Linked DNA regions of Homo sapiens: all the other regions are linked to region 1. The links are chromatin contacts, found by Hi-C or POLR2A ChIA-PET in ENCODE. All regions are on one chromosome and are shown on one strand. Each heading gives the region's core, a stretch centred on a gene start or an enhancer-like site at or near the end of the contact. The rest is flanking DNA. Distances are from core to core; before and after follow the strand shown.

Evidence for each region. Hi-C counts contacts between places; a loop is a spot of excess contacts on that map. ChIA-PET counts read pairs that join two places held with the same protein, here RNA polymerase II (POLR2A). Pooled maps may share reads with other maps.
Region 2: a loop to region 1 is called in a pooled map, with 4 times the contacts of the local background. The contact joins two enhancer-like sites. A Hi-C loop is called at or near these places in 4 of 50 pooled maps. POLR2A ChIA-PET finds 5 or more read pairs at or near these places in 3 of 52 experiments (AG04450, PC-9 and activated T-cell).
Region 3: a map of OCI-LY7 shows a loop between it and region 1 (5-fold over the local background). The contact joins the promoter of CARD11 here to the enhancer-like site in region 1. A Hi-C loop is called at or near these places in 4 of 168 maps with a recorded cell type or tissue (GM12878, OCI-LY7, PC-9 and 1 more), 37 of 37 single-sample maps with no recorded cell type and 15 of 50 pooled maps. POLR2A ChIA-PET finds 5 or more read pairs at or near these places in 7 of 52 experiments (OCI-LY7, Panc1, WTC11 and 3 more).

Annotation. Positions count from the first base shown.
Region 1 is chr7:2,893,296-2,895,995 of GRCh38, forward strand. No RefSeq gene overlaps it. Among named protein-coding and RNA genes, the nearest start is that of CARD11-AS1, 49 kb to the right of the region's middle. Within about 2 kb of position 1,381, at least 5 of the 41 ENCODE cell types and tissues checked have a DNase peak (open chromatin) inside an H3K27ac peak, as active enhancers do; they include GM12878 and OCI-LY7, where a contact is called at or near this core.
Region 2 is chr7:2,756,940-2,759,639 of GRCh38, forward strand. All of the region lies in intron 2 of GNA12 (G protein subunit alpha 12), which reads right to left. It also overlaps a transcript of AMZ1 not described here. Among named protein-coding and RNA genes, the nearest start is that of AMZ1, 70 kb to the left of the region's middle. RefSeq lists an enhancer at 1,049-1,338. Within about 2 kb of position 1,417, at least 37 of the 41 ENCODE cell types and tissues checked have a DNase peak (open chromatin) inside an H3K27ac peak, as active enhancers do.
Region 3 is chr7:3,042,539-3,045,238 of GRCh38, forward strand. It overlaps CARD11 (caspase recruitment domain family member 11), which reads right to left and starts at 1,329. Exons shown (of 25, transcript NM_032415.7): 1 at 1,129-1,329. RefSeq lists a silencer at 1,042-1,391 and an enhancer at 1,257-1,551.

The DNA.
Region 1 (2,700 bases), core at 131-2,630:
CCAGAGTAGCTGGGATTACAGGCGCCTGCCACCATGCCCGGCTGATTTTTTTTTTTTTTGTATTTTTAGTAGAGATGGGGTTTCACCACGTTGGCCAAGCTAGTCTCAAACTCCTGACCTCAGGTGGTCCGCCTGTCTTGGCCTCCCAAAGTGCTGGGATTACAGATGTGAGTCACCGTACCCGGCGGTTTGTTTGGATTTGGACACTGAATTTGGGGAAATCCAAGCAGAGATGCCAAGAGGACCTGGCTCTACTAGGCTGGCCATTTAACAGCTGGGCTGGAGGTGCCTATGTGGGGGTCCCCTTGCATGTGGGGGGGTCCCCTTGCACGGGCTCACTGGGTCCTCACAGTGACTTCCTGTGGCTCGTCACCCAGCCTTTCTAGTGTGACGTTACCTCCCTGGGCTTACAGAAAGCTGTCAGAGAGCTCAGATGTGGCCATTTCCAACCCTGGGGCTCCACGTCATCCCACAATATGGGCATCTCCCAGCCAACAGACACCCTAGGACTCCTCACTGTGAAATCACATGGGATGGCACATCTGGGGGCCCGGCTACTCCATCACCAAGACCCCAGGCCAGGCGTGGTGGCTCATACCTGTCATCTCAGCACTTTGGTAGGCTGAGGTGGAGGATTGCTTGAGCCCAGGAGTTTGAGACCAGCTTGGGCAACATAATGAGACCCTATTTCTTAAAAAAAAAAAAAAGAAAGAAAATTAGCTAGGTGTGGTGGTGCGTGTGTGTGGTCCCAGCTACTCTGGAGGCTGAGGCAGGAGATTGAGCTCAGGAGGTCGAGGCTGCAGTGAGCTGTGATCATACCACTGCACTCCAGCCTGCGTAACAGAGCAAGAACTTCTCTCAAAAAGAAAAAGAAAAAGGAAAAAGAAAAAAACAAGACACCTAATGTCCACCTGGGCCTTGGCTGGTAACAGCCAAGCAGCTAGTGGTCTAAAAGCCTGTGTGTGTGTGTTTCTTTCTGTTTCTCTTTTTCTCTCTGTTCTGTTTCCCCTCTTCCTGTTTCTGTCTCTCCCTCCCTCCTTCCCTGCCTCCTTCTCCTTCTCTCTCCCTTCCTTGGTCCTTCCTCTCTGTGTCTCCTTCTTCATCCCTTCCTCCGTCCCTCCTCCTCTTCCTCTTCTGTCTCTCTGTCTCCCTGTCTCGCACACACACAGAAGCAAATGCAATTTCACAGCCTCATACCTGCGTTCGTATCCCACCCATCATACAAGCTAGGAGGGGCACACAGCGTCGGTCAAAACAACATCAGAACTGAATGTGACATGTAATAAGGAAGAAAGACAATCCTGTATCAGAGACTCATTTCCAGTCACCCCAAGCCGCGTGGAAACTTTCAATACAATTTTTAGCCAAGCACCTGGGGTTTCAAAGCAGACTGTGCTGAGAGGAGAGGGTGTGAGCCTTTGGCCCCCTGTTCACAAACAGCTAATTTTAGTAGCCAAACAAACCAGAAAGCCCCCAATCCTTTCTCCTCTCTCTCCTCCACGCCCCCGCCTCACCCACCTGCTTCCCGGCGCAGCTGCAGCTCCTGCCCACAGCGTGAGCCCCAGCTTCCTGCCAAGGGCCCCGGCTGTCTTGCCTTGGGGCTGCCAGGGAAGGACGATACCGAGGAGTTCAGGGACCCAGGTTGGGGTGCTCCTGTGCAGAGGACCTTGTTGGCACCAGGGGCCTTGTTGACCCCAGGGGCAGTGCAGGAAGTGGGCCATGCTGGGGACCCTCAGTCAGGACCAACCTCTCCATATCTGGGTCTGCAGGGAGGAGGGGCCAGGGCTCTGAGCTGAGCCCCCACATATGTACCAGTATTGGTGGCCCACCCTTCTCATTCTTTTTTTTTTTTTAAATTTTAATTTTAGTTTTTTTTTTAATTAAAAACTTTTTTTTTTTTTTTTTTTTGAGAGAGAGTCTCACTTCATCACCCAGGCTGGAGTACAGTGGCGAGATCTGGACTCACCGCAACCTCTGCCTCCCGGGTTCAAGCAAGTCTCCTGCCTTAGCTTCCTGAGTAGCTGGGACTACAGGCACACACCACCACGCCCAGCTAATTTTTTGTATTTTTAGTAGAGATGGGGTTTCACTATGTTGGCCAGGCTGGTCTCAAACTCCCAACCTCAGGTATCTTCCCGCCTCCACCTCCCAGAGTGCTGGGATTACAGGCGTGAGCCACTGCGTCCGGCCCCCACCCCTCTCATTTTTCAGCACTGCCTCCTGAGCACCTGGGAACTCCAGTCTTCCTGAATTTTGTCTGACCTTGACCTCTGTCCTTGGACCTGATGCACACCTCAGTGAAGCTTGTACCAAGTAAGCCCTGAGGCGGCCGTGAGAAGCCCTCGAAAGTTCCCCTGTTCATTATTATAGTTACTTTTAGAGACAGGGTCTCACTCTGTGGCTCAGGCTGGATTGTACCATCACGGATTACTGTAGCCTTCAACTCCCGTGCTCAAGTGATCCTCCCACCTCAGCCTCCTGAGTAGCAAGGACTACAGTGTGTGTCACCACGCTGGCCAATTAAACTTTTTTTTGCAAAGACAAGGTCTCACTATGTTTCCCCGGCTGATCTTGAACACCTGGCTTCAAGTGATCCTCCCACCTCGGCCTCCCAAAGTGCTGGGATGAGAGGTGTGAGCCACTGTGCCCAGCTGGAGGTTTCTGTCTTCAGATCTCAGCTCTGTTCCCAGATGTGAGACC
Region 2 (2,700 bases), core at 167-2,666, 140 kb before region 1:
GGCACATGCCTGTAGTTCCAGCTACTCAGGAGGCTGAAGTGGAAGGTTCTCTTGAGCTGGGGAGTTCGAGGCTGCAGTGAACCGTGATTGTGCCAGTGGCACTCCAGTCTGGGCAACAGAGCGATACTCTGTCCCAAGGCGGGGGAAAAAAGGAGGTGACCTTGGCAGGCCCGATCTAATCAGGTGGGCCTTTTTTTTTTTTTTTTTTTTTTTTGAGACGGAGTCTTGCTCTGTCACCCAGGCTGGAGTGTAGTGGCACGATCTTGGCTCACTGCAAGCTCTGCCTCCCGGGTTCACGCCATTCTCCTGCCTCAGCCTCCCAAGTAGCTGGGACCGCAGCGCCCGCCACCATGCCCGGCTAATTTTTTGTAGTTTTAGTAGAGACAGGGTTTCGCCATGTCAGGTGGGCCTTTTAAAAGAGGTGCTCTCCTGCTGACCTAGAAGAAAGCACACAGCCGTGTTATGAGGAGGAGCCACGTGGCAAGGAAGTGAGGGCACCCCTAGGAGCTGCCAGCTAGTAAGAAAATGGGACATCAGTCAGAGGACTGCAAGGAAATGAACTCTGCCAGTACCAGTGAGCTTGAAAAAGGATGACAAGCCTTAGATGGGAACGCGGCCAGGTGCACCAGCCTGCGAGGTTCCGAGCAGAGCACGTGGCGAACTCTGGATGCCCAGGCTGCTGACCCAAGCACATTGGGAGATCATTACATCTGTGCCGTTTTAAGTTGCTAATTGGTGGTAATCTTTTCATCCAGCAACAAAAAACCTTTAGTACTTCTTAGGGCAAAATAACCATGAAGCATAAAGGAAAATGTCATCTTCCCTGCACATTCTCAGCCCCAGGGACCTCTTGCACTTAGTACGTACTGAACGCTTGCTGAGTCAATGAAGACATGTGTTTTTTCAAACCTGACTTTTTAAATGGCAGCTTAAATATTTTTTCCTTTAATAGCTTAGTGGTTCTCTGACTCCTGTTCGCTGTCCCCACATCAGAATAGCAATAATAAGGAATGATTCTTCCCTCCCCCTGCAAATGTAGCTGCCTGGTTAACACAGAACACAAGCTCTACAGACCTAATAAATGTCTGGAAAACCTCTTGCTTGGGGATGAGTCACTCCCTAACTCAAAACCAACAGGATGAGTCAGCAGCTGTTGCTTCAGGCTCTTTATGGAAAGCCCCTCTATTTTTACTATCCTATTCTTAAACAAAGACAAAAACCCAAAAACTCAACATCTCCCCAACTATCGATGCTTACAGTATTAGAAATGAAAACTCAGAGCTTTTAAGAAAACAAGGCTTTAGGGCCGGGTGCAGTGGCTCACACTGTAATCCTAGCACTTTAAGAAAACAAGGCTCTGCAAACACTTATCTCATTCGCCATCCAAGTGATGACATCCTCATACGTCGTGTGGCCTCTGAAAAGCTCCAATGCAGGCTTGCACATGAAAGAGGGTGTAAAGGGCAGACAGTGTCTCAGCAGTTTCATGTGTTCTGTGCTGTCAGGGTTCTAAGACGAGCCTCAATGACACACGCCCTGTGCAATTTCTTCCCCTGCAGCGTGGGAGGAAGCTGGAGTGTGATGGAACGTATCTCCTGTGATTGGGCGACTTTCAGCTAAGCCAAAGGGAGGTGATCTTGGTGGGCCTGATCTAATCAGGGGAGCCTTTCAAGGAACCTGGGGGAACCCCTGAAAGGGTCTCGGGGGCCCCCACAGCACACTTGGAGGAACCCCTGTGCTAGAGAGGTTGGTGCCTGTGTAGCAGCGTGCCCCTAACAGCAGAGTCACAGCCCTAGGCTGGAAGCCACCAGTGCCCACCTCTGGTTCAGTGGATAATCAAGTGCAGTTTACTCATCTAATAGAACACCACAGAAGAATGGATATGAGAGGGTTATCACCGCATGTATCAACATGATGGGTCTCTGCTGGGCGCGGTGGCTCATGCCTATAATCCCAGCGCTCTGGGAGGCCGAGGTGGATCACCTGAGGTCAGGAGTTCGAGACCAGCCTCCTGATATGGTGAAACACCGTCTCTACTAAAAATACAAAAACTAGCGGGGCGTGGTGGTGGGCGCCTGTAATCCCAGCTACTGGGGAGGCTGAGGCAGGAGAATCACTTGAACCCAGGGGGCGGAGGTTGCAATGAGCCGAGATTACACCATTGCACTCAGCCCTGGGCCACAGAGCAAAACACTGTCTCAAAATAAATAAATAAATAAATAAATAAATAAATAAATAAATAAATAAATAAAATAAAAATAAAAACCCCATGATGGATCTCAAAATATAACGCTGAAGAAATAAGTCATAAAATGGTTATACTGTCCTTATTTACATGAAGTTAAAACACAGGCAAAAGGAAACAAAGCGCTAGCTGTAAGAACTCACACCTACCTTGCACTTCCTATGTGCCTGCACTGTTCTAAGGGCCTCCCCCATATCACCTTCATTCTCACAATACTCACGGTGTGTTATTACTGTTCTGTCCATGTGACAGATGGGAAGACTGAGACAAAGTGGTTAAATAACATGCCCAAGTGGTAAGTTACTACTGTTTAGGAATAGGTGGTAAAAAGACAAGTAAAAGGAAAGGAATAATTAGCCAAATACTAGAATAGTGGTGACGCTGGGGTGGCGGTAGTGGCTCACATGGGGTTTATGAATTACTGTTGATGTTTTTCATCTGAGTGGCAGGTTCAG
Region 3 (2,700 bases), core at 79-2,578, 150 kb after region 1:
TTTCCGCGAAAGCGCAGAAGTGGACACTTACGGAGAAATTCCTGTCCTCATATCAATTCCCGGCTCCCGGGATTTCCGGCACGCATTATGCACAGGCTGAGCGCTCAATAAATGTGGAATGAACGATCGACTATTTTTCTCCCCTTTCTGGTAGGTTGGTAACCTTATACCTTCAAGACGAGTCATAAATATTAGGAGAAAATGTTTTGAACTACAAATCAAAGGCTTTGAGAGCAGGCCAGGCAGAGAGAGGTCAGTTTGGTCCAAGACCAAGTTTGTGTGGGCAGCCCCGAAGCTCACAGCTGAGACCACTGTCCATGAACCTGGGTCCCCGTGACAGCCTCCAGCGGTGCTCAGAGCCCCCGAGGGACAGAAACACCCTCTCTGCCCCTATCTGCAGAGGGGGCTCAGCAGAAGGCCTGGTGGCCCCATCGGGCCTGGAGGGGCCTCCTGGGGGAGGTGGCTTTCAGGCCTGAGGCCGCTAGGACCTGCTCCGGGTTTCAGTCGGGAACCTGGGCCCTCTCCTGTGCCCCCGCCACCCCCTTTCTAGTACAGTCCCCGCGGGGGGCTGTCCTCTCCCATCTCCCAGCTCCACACCCACTTTTGGTGCGGCTGCCCTTCCTCCCTGAGCCAGGCCCCACCTTCCCAGGAGCCTCTGAGTCAGGCTGGGCTGTGGTCTGCAAACTTCCGGGCCTTTCAGGTGTCAGAAAAGTTTCTCTTCCTCCCTCTGGGGCAGGTGCACCAAGGGGCTGCAGCCTCCTGACCCCCGATTTTTTCCTGTCCAGTAGGAGGAGGTGGGGGCTTTGCTGGGCGGTGATACTCAGAGACGCTCAAAGAGACACGGAGGAGAGGCACACGAGGTGGAAAGTGAGGGAGAAAAAGGGTTGGAAGGGAAAAAGGGGAGAGGAGAGTGAGAGAGAGAAGGGGGGCAGGGGGACAGAGATGGAGAGGGAAGGATACCCCCAGCATCGCGGGACCAGCGGGAGCCACTCCCATCCCCCGACGCCCCCCCCGCCACCGTGTCATCTCACTGATGCCCCCCATCTCCTCCCCGTGCCCTCTTCTCTTCCCCCAACTCCCCGCCTCGTGCTCCCCCTCCGCCAGCTCCCCCATCCCCGCTGCGCCTACCTGGGGCGCTCATGCTCCGCCAGCCAGCTGCGCGGGGCGCCTCCTCCACGCAGGCCTCCGGCTTCCTCCAGGCGACCAGGCCCTCCGTCCCCCCGGGCCCGGAGCCGTCCTCCGAGGGGCGCCGCCCGCCCAGGGGCTGCAGGGCCGGGAGGGGGCTGCGGGCGGCGCGGGCAGGAGTCCGAAGGCCAGAGGAGGCAGGAGAGAAAAAAGGAGAGAAAGTATGTCATAGGCTGGGAGGGGCGGGGGAGGGAAATGCAAAACCCGACAGGAAATGAGACTAAAAAATGCGAAAGGTTAGAAAAAGATAAGGAAGAGAGGGAGGGGGCGGAGTCGGTGCTTCGGGAGGAGGGCGGCAAGGAGGTGGGGGTGGGAGTGGGGACAGGGCCGGGGGTGGGGGTGCTTGGGGACAGATCAGGGAGCCGGAGATGGGGAGACCAAGGCGAGTCTCAGGGCCCAGCCCACCTGCATCAGTCGGGGTGAGGCTGGACCAGTCTGGGCATCAGTCCCCACCCAGCCGTGACCCCCGGCAGAGTCCAGGTGGGGCCTTGGGAGGGGCTCTCTCCCTTCTAGGTTCTCCAGGGCACTGGCTCCCGAGATCTAGCTGAATTTCTGAAGAAATTCCAGAGCCTGTCACTGCAATGGGAGGGGAACGGGGTGCCCCACATCAAATCCTGCAGCCTCCTACACCCCAAGCCTCTTTCCTCCCTCAGCCCCTGTTCTGGAAGCTTCCTGGGCATGCCGGGTGGTCAGCACCCCTTCAAAGGCCTTCCTCACCCCGACAGCTTTGGGGTCCAAGACACCCACCATCAGCTTGTGCCCTCGATGTTCCGGTGAAGTATACTTGTAAGAGAAACTGTGATTTGGATGTCATCATTTTACTTTATTTTTATTTTTTGAGATGGAGTCTCGCTCTGTCACCCAGGCTGGAGTGCAGTGGCACAATCTCAGCTCACTGCAAGCTCCACCTCCTGGGTTCAAGCGATTCTCCCACCTCAGCCTCCCGAGTAGCTGGGACCACAGGCGTGCACCACCAAACTTGGCTAATTTTTGTATTTTTAGTAGAAATGGGGTTTCAACATGATGGCCAGGCTGGCCTCGAACTCCTGACCTCAAGTGATATGCCCACCTCAGCCTCCCAAAGTGCTGGGATTACAGGCATGAGCCTCTGCGCCCAGCTGGATGTCATCATTTTAATAATTTACCCCAAATGGCCATCGTCATGGGTGGGATGGTCCCAAGGGTTTACATGGATTGCAGACTCAAAAATCTGGATGAAAGAAAATGTGATACACACACACACGCCATGCAATACTACTCAGCCATAAAAAAGAACGAAATAAAGTATTTTGCAGCAACTTGGATGGAACTGGAGGCCATTATCCTAAGTGAAGTAACTCAGGAGTGGAAAACCAAATACTACATGTTCTTATTTAAAAGCGAGAGCTAAGCTATGGGTAGGCAAAGGCAGGCAGAGTGGGATCATGGACGTTGGAGACTCAGAAGGGGGAAGAATGGGAGGGGGTAGGGGATGAAAAATCACCTATTGGGTACAATGTATACTGTACAATGTGC